2 separate regions of the Mus musculus genome follow, and region 1 is linked to region 2. A link is a loop called in an ENCODE intact Hi-C map of the cell type or tissue named here. Cell type or tissue: heart. All regions are shown on one strand. Links, peaks and the distances in the headings refer to the core of each region. The heading gives the core; the rest is flanking DNA. Region 1 holds the start of Mesd (mesoderm development LRP chaperone). Region 2 holds the start of Abhd17c (abhydrolase domain containing 17C).

The links. Peaks named below come from ENCODE experiments on the same cell type or tissue, not always from the same donor. Only the 100,000 strongest peaks of a DNase experiment are listed, where the experiment ranks them.
Region 1: a loop joins it to region 2, with 3 times the contacts of the local background. A loop is called at or near these places in 6 of 42 quality-filtered maps.

What each region holds. Positions count from the first base shown.
Region 1 is chr7:83,889,794-83,895,166 of GRCm38, forward strand. Mesd (mesoderm development LRP chaperone) reads left to right here and starts at 2,473. Exons shown (of 3, transcript NM_023403.4): 1 at 2,473-2,682. The coding sequence starts at 2,497. In heart, for the core only: CTCF peaks have their summits at 2,513 and 4,730; a DNase peak (open chromatin) is centred at 2,288; H3K4me3 peaks cover 2,475 bases; H3K27ac peaks cover 2,027 bases.
Region 2 is chr7:84,149,796-84,155,168 of GRCm38, forward strand. Abhd17c (abhydrolase domain containing 17C) reads right to left here and starts at 2,098. Exons shown (of 3, transcript NM_133722.2): 1 at 1,487-2,098. The coding sequence starts at 2,049. Gm39044 (a long non-coding RNA gene) reads right to left here. Exons shown (of 3, transcript XR_869770.2): 3 at 3,891-4,233. It overlaps LOC117997403 (a long non-coding RNA gene), which reads left to right and starts at 2,345. Exons shown (of 3, transcript NR_169136.1): 1 at 2,345-2,576; 2 at 2,751-2,889. In heart, for the core only: a CTCF peak has its summit at 2,630; DNase peaks (open chromatin) are centred at 1,246, 1,746 and 2,376; H3K4me3 peaks cover 2,820 bases; H3K27ac peaks cover 2,029 bases.

The DNA.
Region 1 (5,373 bases), core at 159-5,158, 260 kb before region 2:
AGCTACGTTACTACAGTGGGAATAAATGCACACCACATTTGACCTTAGAGTGAAGGTCAATAAGGCTCACGTTGCTAGTTAGCTCTTTTCTTAACCTCCACTTTATGCTTTTCCTAACAAGCCTAAATTTATTTGAGATGGTAGCAAAGACAGCTAAATAATTACTCCCAGTCCCTCTCAGAGAGGTAGCTCAATGAGACCAGAAAGGCTGTGCACAATTCCCTAATAGGATGCTCGTCCCTCAGCTTGACTTATTTCCCATTTCCTTTGATTGGAATGCCATCTGATGGTTGGAGTACCAATAGCCATCCTGGAACTTTTGATGACCTTGAGGATAGAAACTCCAGACCTTTGTGATGGGGCCATATGACAAAGAAGGCTGGATAAGGTAGGACACTCCTTTTTTTTTTTTTTTTTTTTTTTTTTTTTTTGAGACAGGGTTTCTCTGTGTAGCCCTGGCTGTCCTGGAACTTACTTTGTAGACCAGGCTGGCCTCGAACTCAGAAATCCGCCTGCCTCGGCCTCCTCCCAAGTGCTGGGACTAAAGGCGTGTGCCACCATGCCCAGCTGAACCCAGGACATTCTTAACACTCAATTTCCACCCACTTCTGAGAAAGAAGTATCAGTCATAAGAAAGACTTTTACTTAAACATTTTGTAAAGGATTTGCACTATATGAAACCTATTAACGATATCCATCCAAAGTATAGAGAAAAAGACAGGGAAAATAGTAATATAATAATGACCATGAGAGAAAAAACAAAAACACTGGTGTACTAGTGAAGAATGGTTGTGGTGGCACATGCCTCCAATCCAACACTTGGGAGGCAGAGTCAGGCAGACCTCTGAATTCTAGGTCAGCTTGGTTTACAGAGTGAGTTCCAGGTTAGCCAGGGAAACCCAGTCTTGAGAAAACAAACAAGACAAAAAACACCCACAAAGCAAAAAACCAAAAACTAAAAAACAGTAAAGGAATGAAACACTCAAGAACCCAAGGCCAGGCGTGGTGGCGCACGCCTTTAATCACAGCACTCAGGAGGCAGAGGCAGGCAGATTTCTGAGTTTGAGGCCAGCCTGGTCTACAAAGTGAGTTCCAGGACAGCCAGGGCTATAAAGAGAAACCCTGTCTCGCAAAAACCAAAAAAAAAAAAAAAAAAAAAAAAAAAAGAACCCAAGTATGCTTAGTAATTAACACAGTATGCTGATATAAACATTGAAAACCCATTCTTGAGATACATTTGTAAATATAGAAATAAATTGTATGCATTATGTGGCACTTTGGGGTCAGTACTTAAGGTATAGTTTTTGAATATTTTCCAACTACACCAAGGTTTCATGTCTTATGATATAATTTGAAATTTTAAAGAAATCAGATCTGCCACTTAAAGCTTAGGAAACTTTAAAGTATCTCTGACCCCAAGTATTTTAATTTTGAAGATCTTAGTGGTCAAAATCTTGTAAAATAGAAAATAAAATTAGGGTGGTTTTGTCCTATAGGTTAAAGCCACAGTGGTAGATGAAAATCAGAAGAGACAGGAACTATTTTAAACAATAAAAATGGTTATCAATTAAATGGGTTTTTTTTTCCAGTTTAATTGACAGTGATATTGAAAGAATGGTGGGTCGAAAATCATCCGTGGAGCAGAATAACAATAGACCCTATAATTACAGTCTTCGAGAAAAGTTGCCCTAGCTGTCCTTAGCTTTTCAGCAGGCGGTTTGTTCTTGCTAGAAATTACTAGGGAGCGTAGTTGAATGTCAACACCCTGAAAAGGGCCTCAGGGTCAAGGTAGTTTGCATATCTTCCAACTCATTCATTTCATAGGCTTCGAGGACTCTGTCACTGAAACCCTGAGGGAACTTTCAGACCCTGGCTAGAGAATGAGAGACAAAAGGGCTGACTTCTAACAAAACCCCCAAATAGTGGAGAAAGCACAGTTGGGCAGGACCCAGCTAGAGTAGATTGTTTGGCCAGGCCAAGGGGCGGAGCTCGCGGGGCGGAGCCTGGCAAGGGGAGGAACCAGGAGGAAGAACCCTTGGTCCCCAGCCAGGTGAGCTCCCAGAGCTATGGGGCGGAGTCTGGTGAGGAGGCGGTACCCTAGGGGCGGAGTCAGGAGACCGTGGCTGAGGGGTGGAGTCAAGTGGTGAAAGGCTCGATGACGGGGAGGAGCCTGAGGTTGGGAGCCCCAAGGGAATGCAGTTGTGGGCGGAGCCAAGGGGGTCGGAGCTACCGGATGAGGTCCGGACAGGAGGAACCAGAACGAGGCGGGGTGCGGTAGGCTACGGACTCCTCGGAGGCGGAGCCATTGGGACTTGAGTCCGCGAGGGTGGGACGGGGTCAAGTACTGGGTTTAGTTCTGCGCAGAACACGCTTAGGGACTGGATTGGAAGGCCGGGGGCGGGGTGGGGGCGAGGCCCCGGCGTCCGGACTCCGCACGCTGTCTGCGCAGGCTCATTGTGCCTTACGCTGGGCAGTCCGTTACGCTAGGCTGCTAACATGGCTGCCTCCAGGTGGCTGCGCGCGGTTCTACTGTTTCTGTGTGCCTCGGACCTTCTGTTGCTCCCTCCTCCTAATGCCTACGCGGCGGACACTCCGGGCGAGGCCACCCCACCTCCACGGAAAAAGAAGGACATCCGCGATTACAACGATGCCGACATGGCGCGACTTCTGGAGCAGTGGGAGGTCTGTGTCGCCTGCACACTTCTGAGCATCTCCCATACAGATCCCTTTTCTCCTAACCCTTACCCTCTCGGACATTTGACCTTCTGACTTTTGTCCCCTGATCCCGCTCGCTGCCCTCTGAGGGTCTTTCTTGAAATGTCTCCCAGTACCCGTTGACTCCCGCGTCTCTCTTCATTCCACCACGGCTCAGGCCTCTCGCCCAGTGTCTTTCGCTATCATGGCTCCTCAGCCACTCCAGTCAGCACTTGGACTCTCACCAGTCAAGCCCTACTTTCCTTGCTATGTCGCAGGGGTCTCTACATTGATCTTGGTGGTTTGTGAGCCGCGAACAGGGAGCGAGCGCTCCTGAAGAGCATTCCCTCCTTCCTCCTCCTGTTCTGGAGTGAATGGGTTCTAAAGGTGGTCTCTCAACTTTTTTTTAGCTTTGATAGAGATCTTTCCAAATATAGAGGGTTTCCGACTTCTTTTGGTGTATATTCCTGCTGGGGCTTTTGTAATTTCTTGGGTGGGTTTATTTTACTGGTAAAGGGAACTAAGGCATATCTCATATGCAACTCAGGTTTTTCATTGATGGGAGTAGTGGACTTGTTTTGTGAGAGGCCGAATTCTGGTCTGTTACTTGATTGCATTTGGGGTATGCAAAAGGTTCTAAGGAGGGATTCCTGATCAAAAGTACACTGCAGCCCTTGATTGTACTGTCGTATTTGATTGGCACAGCTGATGGAAAGGAATCACACACATAGCTATATTCACTGTGTAAGGTTCTCTGCCAGAGAACTTTTCAGAGTTTGTTTCCAATGCTGATTTTTTTTTTAACTTGTGGCTAACTATATTGTTGGAAGGAGGTAAGACTTTTGGGCATACATTTAAAATATCCACCTGTTGGATTTGACTTAAAAAGGGGGGACTCCTGTTGTTGTTCTCTGTACCCAACAGAAGAATTGGAGTAGTGGGGCCATGGTAGTGCAAGGTTGTAATTCCAGCACTTAAGAGACTAGTGGAGGAGGCTAGCCTTAGTTAAACCTGGGCTACATAGTAAATTTCAAACTGGTTTGGGCTCCACTGTGAGATTCTGGAAAGAAAATTTGGAGTAGATTTGAGTGGGTATGACTCCTTTCAATTTCCAACTGTCCTTTTTGGACTCTAGTAAATAATGCCTTTTAACCTGCTAAAGTGAACCTTGCCTTGTGAGAGGCCTAGCCATGGACAGTGCTCAGACCCCGAGGAAGAGGAGGTCACAGAGATGAGCAAGACATCTGTCAGAACAAGGGGGTAGGAAATAACCCTCGTAAACAGAAACAGAAATGGTTGGATCTTATAAAGAGGAAGTGTTGTGTGGGAATGTCAGAGGGCAACAGGGAGCAGGTTTGATTTTAGACAGGACAGGAGAGTATTCTAGTCTATTAGAGAGATGTGTACTGAGCTGAACAGCAGAGACCAACAGAATAACATTCCCTGCATTTAATACAAACACACTTGTGAATGTGGTCTAGTAGAGATCTCTGTGCCTATATATGTACCTCAGCATGCATATGAAGGTCCAAGAACAAGTTGGATGTAGTTGGTCATTTCTTTCCTTCTACCATGTGGGCCCTGGGGATTAAACTCAGGTCATCATATCTGCCAAGGCAAGCGCCTTGCCCACCAAGCCAACTTACCATCCCCTTTGGGGATTATTTATTTCTGTCTGTTGTGTACGTTCTTCCATTTATTAGTTATTCCATTTATTAACTATTTATTGATATTCTACTGATATTCTTTTTCTTTCTTTATGTTAATATGGACTTAGAGAATTATAAATCCTCACTACTATTTTGATGTTCATATTATTCCAGATTTGGCCCTAGAACTGCTTCAGGTTGTTGTCCATGGCATTCTGACTTGTTATATGAGTGATTCTTGCTGAGGCAAAAAAGATATTTAAGGCTTCACTTTTTGTTTTCCATAGGGTGACTAGTCTTTTCTTCAAGAAACCTCTGTCTTAATATTTTTATCTACCCACTCATCCAGGTACCTCTCAAATCAATGTGCCTGCATTTCCAGCCTGTACCCACAGGGTGCTCTCTTCCTGCTTCCATGTGGCATTTTTCCCCAAGTGAGGAATCTGCTATAGTCATCCTTCGCATGTGTACACTTTTGCTCCTTCCTAAAATTCACAGGTGTTTTCAGGATTGCTAGGACACACCACTACATAGAAGAAGTATGGGGGTTGAACATTTGCATGCAGTGAATTGTGGGTTTTAAGGATGCAACATGAGGAGTTTGTTTGTTTTGCTCTGCTGGAAGCAAGGACTCAGGACCCTGGGGTTGCTAGACATGACCTCTGTCTCTGATAACCTACACTTTATTGAAATACAGAACGGAGTGAGTCCTGGGATCACAGACCATCACACCGAAAGGTTCCTTTGTGTTCTTTCTCAGTCAGACCCATCTCATATCCTCCCAGAAGCAATCAGTGTTCTAATTCCTGTCCCCCCACATTATTTTTACTTGTTCTTGATACCTTAAATAAATGGGATTGTATAATATGTCTTTCTTTTATGCCTGGCACCTGTTATTTTAACAAAAGAAAATTGCCTTAGTGGTGTTGGCAATTTACCTCAAGGCCTCATCCTGAATGACATGTACTCTACCACTAAGCCATATCTCCAGGCGTGTTTGTAGGTAAGGTCTTGCTAAATTGCTTAAGTT
Region 2 (5,373 bases), core at 191-5,190:
TGGCAGATTAAGTAGTTCAAGATTGTGCGACACGTGTGGGCACAATTACGGGGTGACTGGACAGCCTCAGAGAGCCAGCTCTCTCCCTCCACCTCTGGATTGCACAGGGGAAACTTTGGTCACCATGTCCACCCACAAAGCAGCCTGCACCCACTCAGCCATCCACCTACTCCACATATTTTTCTCCAGGCAAGGTCTTACTATGGCCCTGGCCAACATAGAACTCACCATGTAGCTCAGGCTAGCCTGAAACTTTGAGCAATCCTCCAGCCTCTGCCTCCCTCCAGAGTGCTGAAGCATATCCCACACCAGCACTCCACTCCCCGCTTCTGACAAATACTTCTGAAACCTGTTCTTGGGAGCAGGTGGCATGTGACTACTTGTGGATCCTCAGCCACTCCATCAGGATAGAATCCAGCCTCATCTGCCTACATCATTCTCCAAAAACTATACCCCAATTGAGGAGCCCTCCAAGACCTCAGAAGAATGTGAGCAAGCATCTTAGAGTGAATACTAAGTACTTCTCTGTTATACAAGCCATTTCTCAAGAAGCATAAGGGATAACTTATGAACATATGTGCAACACATATGGAAATAAAGTCATTATTACTGGCCATGTACTTAGCTTAGCAAATAGACGTTTCATAAAAACGATACAAAGGTCTCTAAAAAGAACAGTGCCTACTGTCATTCTGGGGACTTATTCCTCTAACGAAATCCAAGCTCATTACACACAGGACCTCAGGTACGGTTGCCACCTGTGCTATGGGGATTGCATGGGAAGGTCACAAGCACCAAAACTGGTCAGGTCACTTGACTTTCCCGCAAACCAAATGTCTAAGTTCAGAGTAAAACTTAAGTTAGTTCCCCCCCCCCCCAACCTGGTCTGTCCTCAGAATATAACAATTTGTGCTTAGCATATAAAAGACCCTGAATAAATACTTTCCAGTTTTATGAACGCTAACTCAAGGTCAAGAGATTTCCTCACGCCTATAACACTCTGCGCTACTGGTGGTGTTTAGGGAAGGTTCTTCAGCTAACTTCCTGATCTCCCAGTGCCACATACTCTGCGGGACCAGGAGGCAAAGTCCTCCCCACACCCGACCCGACCCAGCCTTAAGGGCTGCACAGGCATCGCCCCAGGGACACTTTCTACTTGGAAAGTCTTTTAGAGGTCATCGTCTCTCCCCAGCTGTCAAGGGCTCTGAAAACCCCAAGGTCACTTCTACCAGACCTTCGGGGTCTGCGCGTAGCTCAAGACACAACTCAAGCCCAACCAAGTTGGTTTGGCCGGTACATTGGCATCCCCCACAGCGGCCACGTGCGTTTAACCGGAGCCACAAAGACTCCAGGCCGCGCGGGCCAGTGAAAAGCAGGCAGGACCCTTTAAGTCTGAGCTCTCCATCCCCGAGGGCTGTTGCAATCTCGAGCGAATGCAACAATCCGGGAGCACAAGCCCGCACCCCAACCGTGGCTCGGGGCTCACCGGGTGCGCAGTGCCTGCCACGCGGCGTCGATGTCAGCGTAGAGATTCTTTTCGGAGGGCTTGCCGGAGCTCACACCATAGCCCGAGTAGTCGTAAGAGAAGATGTTGCAGTTGATGCGCGAGCCCAGGCCGATGTAGAAGCTACACATCTGGCCCAAGTCCACGGCGTTGCCGTGCGAGAAGAGCAGCGTGTAGCGGCTGGAGGGCGCGCAGCGCACGAACATGCAGCCCAGCCGGTTGTCGCGGGCCGTGCGCGAGAAGAAGACCTCGACGGCGTCCAGTTCGCGCTGCGAGTACTGCCAGTCGGCGCGCTCGCTCAGGTGCAGGCTGCACGCGCCGGGGCCCGCACCCTCCTCGGCCGGAGCGGGCTGCGCCGCCGGGGCGGGCGCGGGGGTCGCCGCGGGAGCGGGCGCGCGCTGCTCGGGCGCCAGCACCGTGTAGGTGGGTTCGGGCGGCAGGAAGGCCAGCTTGGCGGCGATGCGGCTCGGACAAGGAGGGCAGCAGAAGAGCCAGCACAGCTCGCCGAGCGAGAAGCCGTTCATCCTGGGGCCGGGCTCGGGCATCGGGGCGGCCTGGCGCCCGCCGCGGGCGGGAGGGAAGCGCAGGGAGCGCAGAGGGAGAGCGCCGAGAACTGGAGGCCGGCCGAGAAGGCGGAGAGGCCAGGGGCGGGGCCAGGCGGGCGCGGCGCGGCGAGCGGGGCGGGTCAGCGGCAGCCCCGCAGCCCCGGCGAGGTGCGGACGGCCGGGGCTCGCGCGCGGCACACAAAGCCCGCGGCGGCGGCGGCCATGGCCCGCTCCAGCGCGCCGCCCCGCCCCCGCACGCTACTGCCACTTCCGGGTTACCGCGCCGCGCGCCCCCACAGGCGGGCGGGGCTACCCATCGGAACGGACGCCCCAGTCTGAAGCAGGACTCCCCGGGCTGGGCGGGGCTCCCGCCTCTTGGGCGGGAGTTAGCGCATCTGGGCGGGGCTACTCGTTAGAACAAACTCCCCGGTCCGAAGCGAGGCTCTGGAGTCTGGGGCGGGGCTTAGCGCGATTGGGGCGGGGGTCTGAAGAGATTAGAGCGGTTGGGACAATCCTGGATTGAAAAGGTAGGTGTGCAGATACTTTAGGATTCAGTTCTCCAAAACCAGCTTTCTGTCCTGGTGGAGTTATTGGGAATTTATGTAAAAGATAATTATTGAGAAAGAGAATTGAGTACATTAAAAATGCCTTGCTTTCCTCTAATCAATGCTATTTTTTTCTCTTTTGGTTGTTTGAGACAGTTTAGCCTACACTGGTTTAGAACTCACATGCTTCTAGCCTCTACCACCACTTGCTGAGATTCAAGACTTCTTGAACAGCCACTACCATAAATGCTCTGGTCCATCTCGTACGTGTTCCCGTGTTGCAGGCGGCTGTTGGGTATGTACAGCTACGCAGGTCTTTCTGTAATAACAATTACAGCAGAGCCTGTTGGTTTTACAACAAATGGTGTCAACACGGTCCTCTCTCACCCCCATCCCTTACATCATCCCCTGTGGTGCCAACTGGATACTCCATATCTGTCCTTTTTGATGTTAGTTTCTCTAGAACTGTTTTGGCGCCAGACTTTTTAATCATGAAAGACATGTTACAACGATTTTAATCCACTATTGTCTTGGCTATAGGCTTTAAGTGATTTTCCAAATATAACTCTCAGGGCTTCTGAAACCGTGTGAACCCTGGTGTCCGGTTGGCAGAGCCTCTCCTCTGGACTTTGGCACCAGGCTTTCCTTTCAGGGGTAGGAGGTCATTTTAGGCTACCTGCAATGAATACAACCAGAGCCCCAGTGGGCAGTCACCATTCCAGACCTCATAAATGTCCCAAGAAGGATTACAACATTTTTTAAACAAAAAGAATTTTGAGCATCCTAATATAAATTGATTTACCAGTACCACTTTAAGTAGTAACCTTGTGGACTGAGTTTTCAAAGGCCGTATCTTCACTGAATCCCCAAAAGCCTGCCCACAACGCCTCTCCAAGTCTGTTTTAAAGTTAGATGGGCAAAGCTGCTCTTCCCTAGCCAGGCTTTAGTGACTGACCCCAAGTTTTTCCCAAAGACTCTGGGAGTTGTTTCATGTTAATATTTTGCCTGCTTGTTTCCCGTATTAAGTCAACGTGTGTCGTGTTTTTCAAGCAATACCTACTGGGTCAGTCGCCAGAACTGCAAAAGATAGGACCATCTCTGCCATAGTCAGTCAAGACACTCTAAGAAGACCGAAAACAGTTTTGCATGTGAATTAAACAAGCCACCAACTCAAAAATGGTGGCGGGGATCAGAAGTTCAAGGTCATTCCCAACTTTATAGTGAGCTGATGCCAAACTGGGCAATGAGACCATGTCTCAATTAAATAAGCAAACAATCAAATCAGCTATTTGTGAACATTTAAATATTATTATTATTATTATTACATGTGTTTTGGGGGTGGGCATAGGTAGCCTTAGGCAATGGTCTCGGGTCCCCACTTGGTGGTATTTCTGTGAGGAACATAAGCTAGTACATTTCACTTTAGTGCAGAGTGAAAATAGAGGACGCTGAGTACCGAACTGAAGTGAGAAGCATCTACTCTCGTCTCAGTCAGTCTTCCTCCAGCACCGTTCCTCCCACCTGACAGAATGCAATAGCATGCAGTTCATGAGCAGACAGCTAATGATGCCTAAGTCCACATCTTTGTGCTGCCAATAGGGAGGATAGCAATCATATTCCAGATGTTCTGGTGGCAGTCCTGTTGGGAAATTTAAAGTTGGCTTAGTTTAGTCTCCTTTTGCAAAGGACTTGTGCAATATGATTTTGTACATTACCAACAACTAAATAGAACAACTAAATTTTTGGATCATTTTAAGAAGCTGTACAGAGGGAGGCTCCCTGTGAAAGTAAACTGATTTGTGTCTATCTGACTATTAAACTTAAACCCTTATGTTGTGTGCCATAGAGAGCAAGCCTTGCTCACCCATGCTATGCAGAGCTGAGTTAGGCTTCGTGTGGCCCTCTAAATGAGATGTGCTGCCCAGGTCTGACAAACTCAGCCTCTCAGCACATCTGTCATATAAAAGCTCCTCAGGAAATACATTCTAGTGTTTGGATGCCAACTTCTCTGTACAACCATCTTTAGCTGTGAACATCCACACGTGAGACAGGATGCCTTGGCATTTGGGCTGAGGGAGTTTAACATCTACCTTGGAGAATAGCTGTGCCCTATTAGATACAAGGACCAGGGTTAACAGATGTCCAACTTGACCTTTAAGAACTCCTATGTGATTCTTACCATTCTAGCAGAGTAAGGTCTAACTTTGAATTCAGACCAGCAAATGTGTTTGTTGGGTCCTTAGCATTAGTCTAGTCAATTAATTGACCTGGGACATGTGAAGGGACAAAGTCATATCACAGCCAGTGTTAGGATTATCACTGCTGTTGAAGTAACTCTTGCCCCACCCACCAGCTAGGGCTAATGAGCTAAACACACCATGTAGCTGAAGGCATCGACTTCAATATTTGATACTGGCATTTACATGTTCAACATTGTTTTTCATATTAGTCTTCTAGGTGTTGAGTTACTGAAGATTGACTTGATTTGTAAAAGCAAGCCCATATTAATATGAAAAAGGTGATTTATGTATTATGACCAGAAGAGAAGGGTATAAAAGTTACTTTTATTCACCTGATGTAATTTGTTGTCTAGAAGCTTACTGCCTTTGTCTGCTAGGCCTAGTCCTACAAGCCCTAGCCTCCGTACAATCTAATCTAGACCTAAAATGCTTTCCGCCTCTGAGACTTGATGTTGAACATGATCACCTTTTCCGAGCTCTTTCTGATCTCTGGCTGGCTGGTTCAACTCAGCTGTTCTGGCTCAAACTACTGTCCTAGC